Regions from separate parts of the Mus musculus genome. Here region 2 is linked to region 1. A link is a contact called in ENCODE Hi-C data. All regions are on one chromosome and are shown on one strand. Each heading gives the region's core, a stretch centred on a gene start or an enhancer-like site at or near the end of the contact. The rest is flanking DNA. Distances are from core to core; before and after follow the strand shown. Region 1 holds the start of Ms4a6c (membrane-spanning 4-domains, subfamily A, member 6C). Region 2 holds the start of Ms4a6d (membrane-spanning 4-domains, subfamily A, member 6D).

Region 1 (4,528 bases), core at 1,828-4,327:
CCAAAATGATTCCCAGAGCCAACACTGTCACAGCACACATGATCTGGATTGCCTGTTGAGAGAAGGGAGATGGTGACTACTAAATCAGCAATGACAAGAAGGACCTCCCCACTTTTCCCATGGTGCCCGTGCATTGTCATCTTCTACAACATCCCAGTGAGCACACAGACACTGTACAAACTCTGATATGAGAGAGGAAAGCTCATTCTGGCATGGATGTAGTTCTGCCAGAGCATTGGGTCACCTTTAGGCGTTTCTGTCCTTGAACCCCTTGCATCCTCATGACTCTTCCTGCCATCTCCTAGCTTGAGTGCATGAGGAACAAGTCTCCTGTTTTCTTTTGTGGGAAAAACAGTCATCTGTAAGCCCTCCCGGAAACCTCTCCACACATCATCCAGAACCTACAGAATACCACATAGGGCCAGCTGCTCTGTCAAGCTCCACAGCACTTTCAGTCAAGTTGTCATTCTGGGGATCCCTTGCCTCTATATTAAGAGGGAAATTTTGTCTTCCTGACACTTTCCTTCACCTCTCAGACTCACAGGTCTTGTAATTTTGATTAAGCAATTTTATAAACTTTTTGCTACATGTTCTTCAAAGGAATCCAGTGGATTGTATGTATGCCCAATATAAGGCCATTAGTTCCATTAAGTTCTGAGACTGGGTAACACAGAGACCCATGCATATACTGTTAGTATAGACAAGATTGAAAAACAACACACAGCAAAAAAATGTTCTCCCTTTATCCAAAAAAAGTCTAGAATGAACACAGAGTAGAGAATCAATGCTCTTTCTGTACCATCTCTTCACTAAGAAAGAGAAGGCCTTTCTACGCTCAGAGAGCACCTAGAATGTAGCTACAAATATTTTCATCAATAAAATACTTAGTAAGTACCCTTCAAAAAATGGAAAAAAACAAAAAAGAATTAAAGAATAAAATCTCAATGACCCATGGAATAAGGTCATTGGAGTGCAGTCCAAGTTCATTGGAATCAATGAAAATATTTGCCAGTTTTAGAAGGTTTTAGTGATGTAAACAGTTTGCCCAGGGTCTTCCACCAGTGAACTGGCCACTCTTTGATCACTCTGTCAAAACTGAAGGCTCCTCCCACCCAAATTTATCTCTGTTCCTAACACATAGAGCCTCACCCTCTGCTCGCCACCCACCCCAGGATGTTCTGAGTGGGATTTACCACTATCACTTTGATCTCAGCCTTTAGATGTTTCTTCAGGCTGTCTTGCCTCTGTTGGGTAGGCTGGGACTCGTCTTTTTGGGGAAAGTTGATTCCATTTGGTGAAATCGTTGTGATGGTCTCATTGGTCACTACCTGTGGAATCATGATGGAGCTGCCACAGCTGGAAGAAAAAATAGACTCAGCTCTTATAAAGTAACGTGCTCACTGTAGTGGTTTGTTTTCTTTTAGTTTGGTTTTGGTACTGTTTGGTTGGTTGATTTATTTTTGTTGTCTTTTTATGTTTTGTTTTTGCCTATTTGTTTGAGAGAGAGAGAGAAGAAGTAGAAGAAGAAAAGAAGAAGAAGAAGAAGAAGAAGAAGAAGAAGAAGAAGAAGAAGAAGAAGAAGAAGAAGAAGAAGAAGAAGAAGAAGAAAAGTTGGATGGGTGGAGAGGATCTAGGAAATGGAGAAAGTGAAACCACAATCAGAGTACATTATATGAATTTTCAGTAAGAAATTAAGTGCTTTGACTTTAAATATAAAATAACTACAAACAAAACAAACTATGCTTCCCAGTTCTGCCCCCACCTCCCAGACTGTGCACCATTTTGCATCCTTGACTTGTTCTTCGGAAGAAGAAAGTGGTGGTATAGGGAAATGTAAAACCACCACATCTCAAATTTAGGAGTTATTTCCCCATAATATTAAACAGAACCCAGTGAGTTTATAATAAACACATCATAGGCAGGGAAAGCCTGAATCCTTACAAGTTCCTGTGTCTATGCACACATTTTCACATGAAATTTGTCAAATGTAGCTCCAACTTCACCTAGAACAATTGCATTGTCTTTATTCAATGGCATTCACTGTCCAGTTACTTTGCTAGCCTTGAGTTATTAAAGTCAACTTTTATGCTTTCCAATCCATGCTAGGTACCACTCAAATATGTAACCCCATTTGCCTGTTTTGAGTGTCTAATGGTGCCAGTTTAAGAATTAGCACTTCCCATTTTATCATATTTTAGTTCACATGATCTTGTAGGGTTTTTCTTCACCAAGCCAATCCTTTATGTTAATAAAATCACAATTAGAAGAAATTCAGAATTAACAATTTGATGTACACGTGGAAGTAATTTATGCTTTGTAGAGCAACATAAAATCATTGTTAAATAAATAGGCAAAGTTCTCTTTATTGACCAGTTGCCTACACACACTTGTGTGTTGGACTCCAGCTGTCTCTGACTCTGGTTCTTCTCTTTATTTTCCCACCTGCCAATGGCAGTCTGTGTCTGAGTCTCTTCAGTGTGGAGAAGCAGTTTAATGCAATAGCATGAGAAATCCTGGAGTCCTAAGCTGTGGTTCAAGTTTTGTCACACTCCCGACAATTATATCCCTGTTAGTTAAAAGAACCAAGTTGCCTGGGGAATGGGTTTCTGAGCTCATCTTAGCTCCCTTCTGTTCTCTGTGCTATTCTCAGCCCTTAGGCTGCCTAATCAGTAAATGACCTGGGAGCTCTGCTCCTTATGTCAGTGATCACCAAGATCATGCAGCTAAAGTGGCCAGGACAGAGGTAAGCCAGATGCCCTGTGCCTTTGCCCATTTAGTTCTAAAGAGGCCCCGTGTCTCCACTGCTTTCATGAGCATCAGCAAGTTCTTGTAACTCAGTCCCAGAAACAGAGTGCTACACAGAGGGAAGTCCCTTCAGGGTTGCCTACCTGAGCCTGTGTGCCTTGTCACCCAGTCACTTCCAGCCGAGCTCTCAGAAACCCTAAGAGCCTTAACTCTGGGTTCTCTCAGGCTGATCCTTGGTTCCTTCTTGTGAACTTGTAACTGTCTCCAGTCCTTCCTTCTTCTGTGCTCGCTGCACGGGAAGGGAAGTGGTGCTTACAGGCTGTGGACTGTTACTGTGCCTGTACTTCCTATATCAGAAAGTCCCAGTAACTTCAGAAAAATCACTAAGAGATTTGAGAGAGTGGGGGGGGGGGGGTAGTAAGTCCCAACACGCACCAGCTCCACTTGAAGCCCAAGTTCACTTTCTTGAACTTCAGTTGTTTAAGCGTTAAACTGAAAACAGCAACAAGCTGGGAAAAGCCATTAAGAAGAAAGTTTTCTGAAGGACCTGTGTTTCTTCTAAGTAGAATTTAAAGGACTATCTTGATAACTAATGATATTACAAGTTGTAGTAATACTGATGAATAAAACAGATCTCAATGTATAATAAAGTATGATAATAGTAATCACGACCTTGGGTTTTGATATATTACTTTATTATATTGTAATACACTACTGAACACACAGTAATGTATCATCAATTGTAACAATTGAATGTTTTACAGTATTTTAGGTACTTTGTTATTCATACTTTCTTCAACAATTCCTCAGCTTCTGAAAAATCAAACCAAAACACTCTGTACACAGTTTTTCAGCACTCGCTGGTTAATTGATACTCTCTTTAGAGCCTTCCTCATCTCTTCTAACCTTCTTCTAGACCACTGGACTTCTCTAACAGGGGATGTGACCAGGGAATTACTGGACACTTCTAGAAAAGTAATAGATCAGGAGAGGAGCAAGCAGAGACGTTTCAACACACCAGGAATGACTTCAACAATCCTGCACTCCAGACACAGTCATGAAGACATGTGTCCCTGTGGCTTTCAGGCCCTTGGGTAGGCACAATTCAGAAGCTGACTTTGACATAATTAATTTCACAGGGGAGCCAGAGCCAGCTGCAGCAACTGGACAGCCACACTCTGAAAACTTCCTTCCTTCTTTCCTTGGAGTCAACCAGAAGGAACCTAGGGAGCCAGTGTGAGCCACTGTCACATCAGAGGGTTGTGGTGTGGTGATTCCCTGCAGGTTTCACAGCAGGCAAAACAACAACAATAACAAAAAGATTTAGGAAGAGACAAGAATGAAACTCAGCTCAGCCCCATTTTGTTGTAACTGGTGCCGGACCACGACTTCTAGAATCTGGCCCCAATTGTTTTACTTTAGCCACATTAAGCACAGCACAATGTGGAACAAAAGGTTTTCGGATAGCACTAAACTCAGGCCCAAGCTCACAACGATGTAATGTTACATTGAGATCCTTTACAAAGCACACCTGGCTTTTTTCACAAGAATGGGTACTATTGACTCAGTGCTGCTGCCCAAGGCTTAGGCTCTAGGGAGCTTGACTGAGGGATACCTGATGCCTGTAGGTTTCAACATTGCCTGGTCCTAAGATAACATCAGCCTCCTATGGTAAAGGCTGTGGTAAGGCACAGGTAACGTCCCTCATGAGGGCCGGGTTTATGGTCTAAAAGCAGTGCTCACGGTTTAAGGTAAGAGTCTGCGATGATAAGTAAAAACAAAT
Region 2 (4,116 bases), core at 652-3,151, 140 kb before region 1:
ATCTTGAGAGAGTTGGCTCTGGTGGGCTAAGAGCAGGAAAGCTGACTTCGCCCCTAGCCAGCTCAAGTTCTCAAAAGAGTAGGGCCCACACTTGAGGAGTTGCAGGTGAGCAGCCTTCAAGGATAGGAGCATAGGAGTCTCCCTTGTGTGGCAGGAACAAGGAAGAGACAGCCTCCTCCTACCTCTCCCCTCACCACCTTTGGCAGGTAGAAGACCTGGCCCTGGGATCATGAGAGCTGGAGAGCTAGACTTACCCCCACCCCCAGATGCAGCACTTAGGGTGAGACCTGCACCTCACCTGGTCAGCACAGTAGAGCTGACCCGGATGTGGGGTCTGCCAGTGAGTGGGCCCCAAGGGTGTAAACATGTCTGCAACTAGCTTGCCATGAGACAGAGTGGGTGATGGAGAGATACCTTCTCCCTCCCTCTTCCTTTGCCATCTATGGCAGGTGGGAGAGCTGGCCCCAGGGTTCTGAGAGTGTGAGAAGTGGTCCTGTCCCTCACTGGCATTTGCCAGTGAGCTGCACCAAGGGCCTGAGAGCTTGTGATCTGACAAGCTCATAAACTTCTCAGGCCCAGGTTCAGGGCTTTGAATTGACCCACCCCAATATCTACCTCATCGATGAACAGCTGGAGTGTATGAAGGGAGTGGTCCTATAGATCCAAAGCTATAAGATCTCCATGACACAGGGCAACAGGATATCTGAGAGGAGTCCCAGTGAGGTTTCAGTATTGATAGAATAGCAGAAGTCAGAGGTCTCATACCAGACCAAGAATCATTGCAACAGATATTTTCAAGCAAATAAATTTAGACAAAAGGGAATACTGTGGGATACACTGTGACACACTACAGCTTCCACAATGAGATTTTTTTTTCTTTGCTGGGGGGAGATGGCAAGGGTGGAGGACAGGTACCAGAGGAGGGGGAGGTAAGTGGGGCTGTGGTACATGATGTGAAATTTGCAAAGAATCAATAAAAGAAAAAAAAACAGTGCCCATGAGACCATTGGGTATTCATGTCTATTTTTGCCCCCCCTTTTTTGATTGGAAGTGTTTCCTGGTAACTGTCTAACTACCAAAGAAAAACTTAGTTGTATTCTAATAGTGATCTAGATTTTTGAGCTTTGCAGAAATCATTAAATATTTTGTTAAGTTCATTGATTAAAGCCTTTATAAATGTAGCATATTATTTATTTACCTGTAGATTTTAGTTTTTAACCCCATGCATGATCCCTCTAGCATGGAGTAGTTACAGAGCTGAGAAAAGCTACTCTGACTGACATTCTACTTAACACCACAAGATCACTGGCCTTGGGGAATATGACGTCTAACTCTGTTCATCTTCCTTGTTCCATCTCTGCCACAACTTTCATGACTCATAAGTTTGGGAAGAACGGAAGTTTTTGCTTGGTTTTGTGATACTCATATCATTGTGGGCCAAGATGGAATGTGCAGAACTCCACTGACACTAAGTCAGGATCTGAAGGCAATGCTATCCTTCGCAGACGCAAACCAGCTCGGAAGAAGAACACCTTTGTCAGTTTTCATAACAACTTGGTTCACTCTGTCCATTGGCACCCAATAGACACGTAAGCATAATGCACACTGAGGATCAGATCAGAAATTAGGGTCTCTGAGATGCTCAGCAGGTTCAGCTCTGCCACTGAATGTGTATTCTAGATCTAGGATAATTAGAGAGACACAAAATTCAAACCAGTGATAAAAATGTCAGTGCTGTCATGATGATATTTTATGGGAAGGAAAAGTAACCTACAAGTCTCCCAGAACTGGTCCAATTAGTCATTTTCCTGGTTACTGGAAGTCTATGAAAAAGGAAGTAAAGGCACATTCACATGTCCAGACTGTAAGCGCCACTTCCTGTGCAGTGAGCACAGAAGAAGGAAGGGCTGGGACAGTTAGAACTTCACAAGAAGGAACCAAGGATCAGACTGAGAAAACCCATAGTTAAAGCTCTTGGGGTTTCTGAGAGCTCAGCTGGAAGTGACTGGGTGACAAGGCGCACAGGCTCAGGTAGGCAACCCTGAAGAGAAATTCCTTTGTACAGCACTCTATTTCTGGGACTGCACTGTAAGAGATTGCTGGTGCTTATGGAAGCAATAGAGACACTGGGACACTTCAGAACTAAATGGGCAAACGGAATGGGTATTGGGTTTATATCGGTCCTGGCTGGTTTTAGTTCCATGATCTTGGTGGTCACTGTCCTAAGGTCATGTAATTAACAAAAGCAGAGCTCTTGTACCTGCAAAGGCTTTTAAGCCATTCACTAATTAGGCAGTCTAAGGTCTGAGAGTGGAACAGAAAAGAGAGGCAAACTGAGCTCAGAAACCAATTCCACAGGCAACTTGGTTCTTCCTAACAAGGGCACAGTTCTAATCTTGAACCTCAGGTTACAACTCCAGGGCTTCTCACTCTGCATTCAGGTGCTTCTCCACACTGAGGAGACTTAGACACAGGCTGCCGCAGGCAGGTGGGAAAATAGGGTGAGGAACCAGAGACAGAGACAGCTGGGATCCAGCACCCAACTGTGTGTAGGCAACTGGTTAATAACAAAAACTTTAAATATCTATTTAGCATCAAGCCTATGTCATTATAAAATCATGTGTTATTTTCACACATGAATCAAAATTTACCTCTGAAATTCTTTTTTGATTATGACATTACTAACAAATAGAATTACTGTGAGGGTTCTAAACTATGATGAAATATGCTGGAAATAACACTATGAGACAAACAATGAACAAATAGCTCTCAGTAGTTTGAGTAGTAGCATAAATTGGAAAAGATTGAAGATCAAATTTTAATTATATCTCAAGACTGGTAGAACAACCTGAGGATAAAACTCATCAGAATAAGGGACAGTGCACTCAAACATGATAGCAACTAGGAAATTAATGCTACATTTTGAAAGTCTTTTTATTATAGCTCTTTGTGTGTATATGTGTGTATGCATGCAGGTGAATGTGTGTTAAGGCAAATCTGCAGGTCACAGACAGCTTGCAATGAATCTCTCCTGCTACATGGGTCCAGCAGATCGAACTCAGACCTTCAGGCTTGAAGTCAAATGCCTTTATTTGCTGAGTCATTTCAACAGTTCCAATCTACAAGTTTTATGTAAACATTTGGCTCTGTTCACTGGGATCAGTGGGAGTTGTCATGTTATGTATATATTCATTGTCTAAAAACAACCCTCTATCTCAAGCAGAAAAAAAAAATCCTTCTGAATCTAAGGTTTGGGATTTTACATTTTCTTTAGTCTTCTAGTTTCTTCCCTTGGAGGATAAGTCAAGAATGCAGTAAGGTACTCACCTACAGATTTGAGAGTGGGAAGATGGGTGTGCAGTTCTTTGTAAGAGCTAAGTCCATTTTCTCTTCCAGCCGTGGAAGCTCCATCATGATTCCACAAGTAGTGACCAGTGAGACTGTCACAGTGATTTCACCAAATGGAATCAGCTTTCCCCAAACAGACAAACCCCAGCCTTCCCACCAGAGCCAAGACAGCCTGAAGAAACATCTAAAGGCTGAGATCAAAGTGATGGCGGTAAATTCCACACAGAACACCCTGGGGTGGTTGGAGGGCAGAGGGAGAGGCTCTATGTATTAGGACCAGAGATAAATTTAGGGGTGGGAAGCCTTAAGTTTTGACAGAGTGATCACAGAGTGGTCTGTAGACTGGTGGAAGCCCCTTGGAATGCTGCTTACATCTCTAAGACTTTCCACAAACTGGCAAGTATTTACCCTGTTTTAACATGCTTGCGCTGTAATTCAATGACCTTATTCCAGCAGCCATTGAGATTTTGTTCTTTTTTATCATTATTATTTTTGGATAGTACTTGCTAAGTATTTTATTTATGAAAACATTTGTAGCTACATTCTATGTGCTCATTGAGTACAGAACATCCTTCTCCTCTTTAGTGAGAAGAGATGATAAAAAAAAAAAAAAGACCATTGGTTCATTTCTCTGTGCTCCTCCAGGACATACTAACAAGACTTTTAGGTACAGGGAGATGAGAAAGAACATATATTTTGTGCTATGAGGAAAGATGAAGGTGTTTTGTCAGTGTTGTTTCTACGAAACACACTGCATGGGCCTCTGTG

The links. A loop is a pair of places that touch in the nucleus more often than their neighbours do.
Region 2: a loop to region 1 is called in a map of left cerebral cortex, with 3 times the contacts of the local background. The contact joins the promoter of Ms4a6d here to the promoter of Ms4a6c in region 1. A Hi-C loop is called at or near these places in 3 of 37 maps with a recorded cell type or tissue (T-helper 1 cell, left cerebral cortex and regulatory T cell).

Annotation. Positions count from the first base shown.
Region 1 is chr19:11,467,917-11,472,444 of GRCm38, reverse strand. Ms4a6c (membrane-spanning 4-domains, subfamily A, member 6C) reads right to left here and starts at 3,077. Exons shown (of 7, transcript NM_028595.4): 1 at 2,889-3,077; 2 at 1,194-1,356; 3 at 1-52. The coding sequence starts at 1,340.
Region 2 is chr19:11,602,589-11,606,704 of GRCm38, reverse strand. It overlaps Ms4a6d (membrane-spanning 4-domains, subfamily A, member 6D), which reads left to right and starts at 1,901. Exons shown (of 7, transcript NM_026835.2): 1 at 1,901-2,031; 2 at 3,397-3,559. The coding sequence starts at 3,413.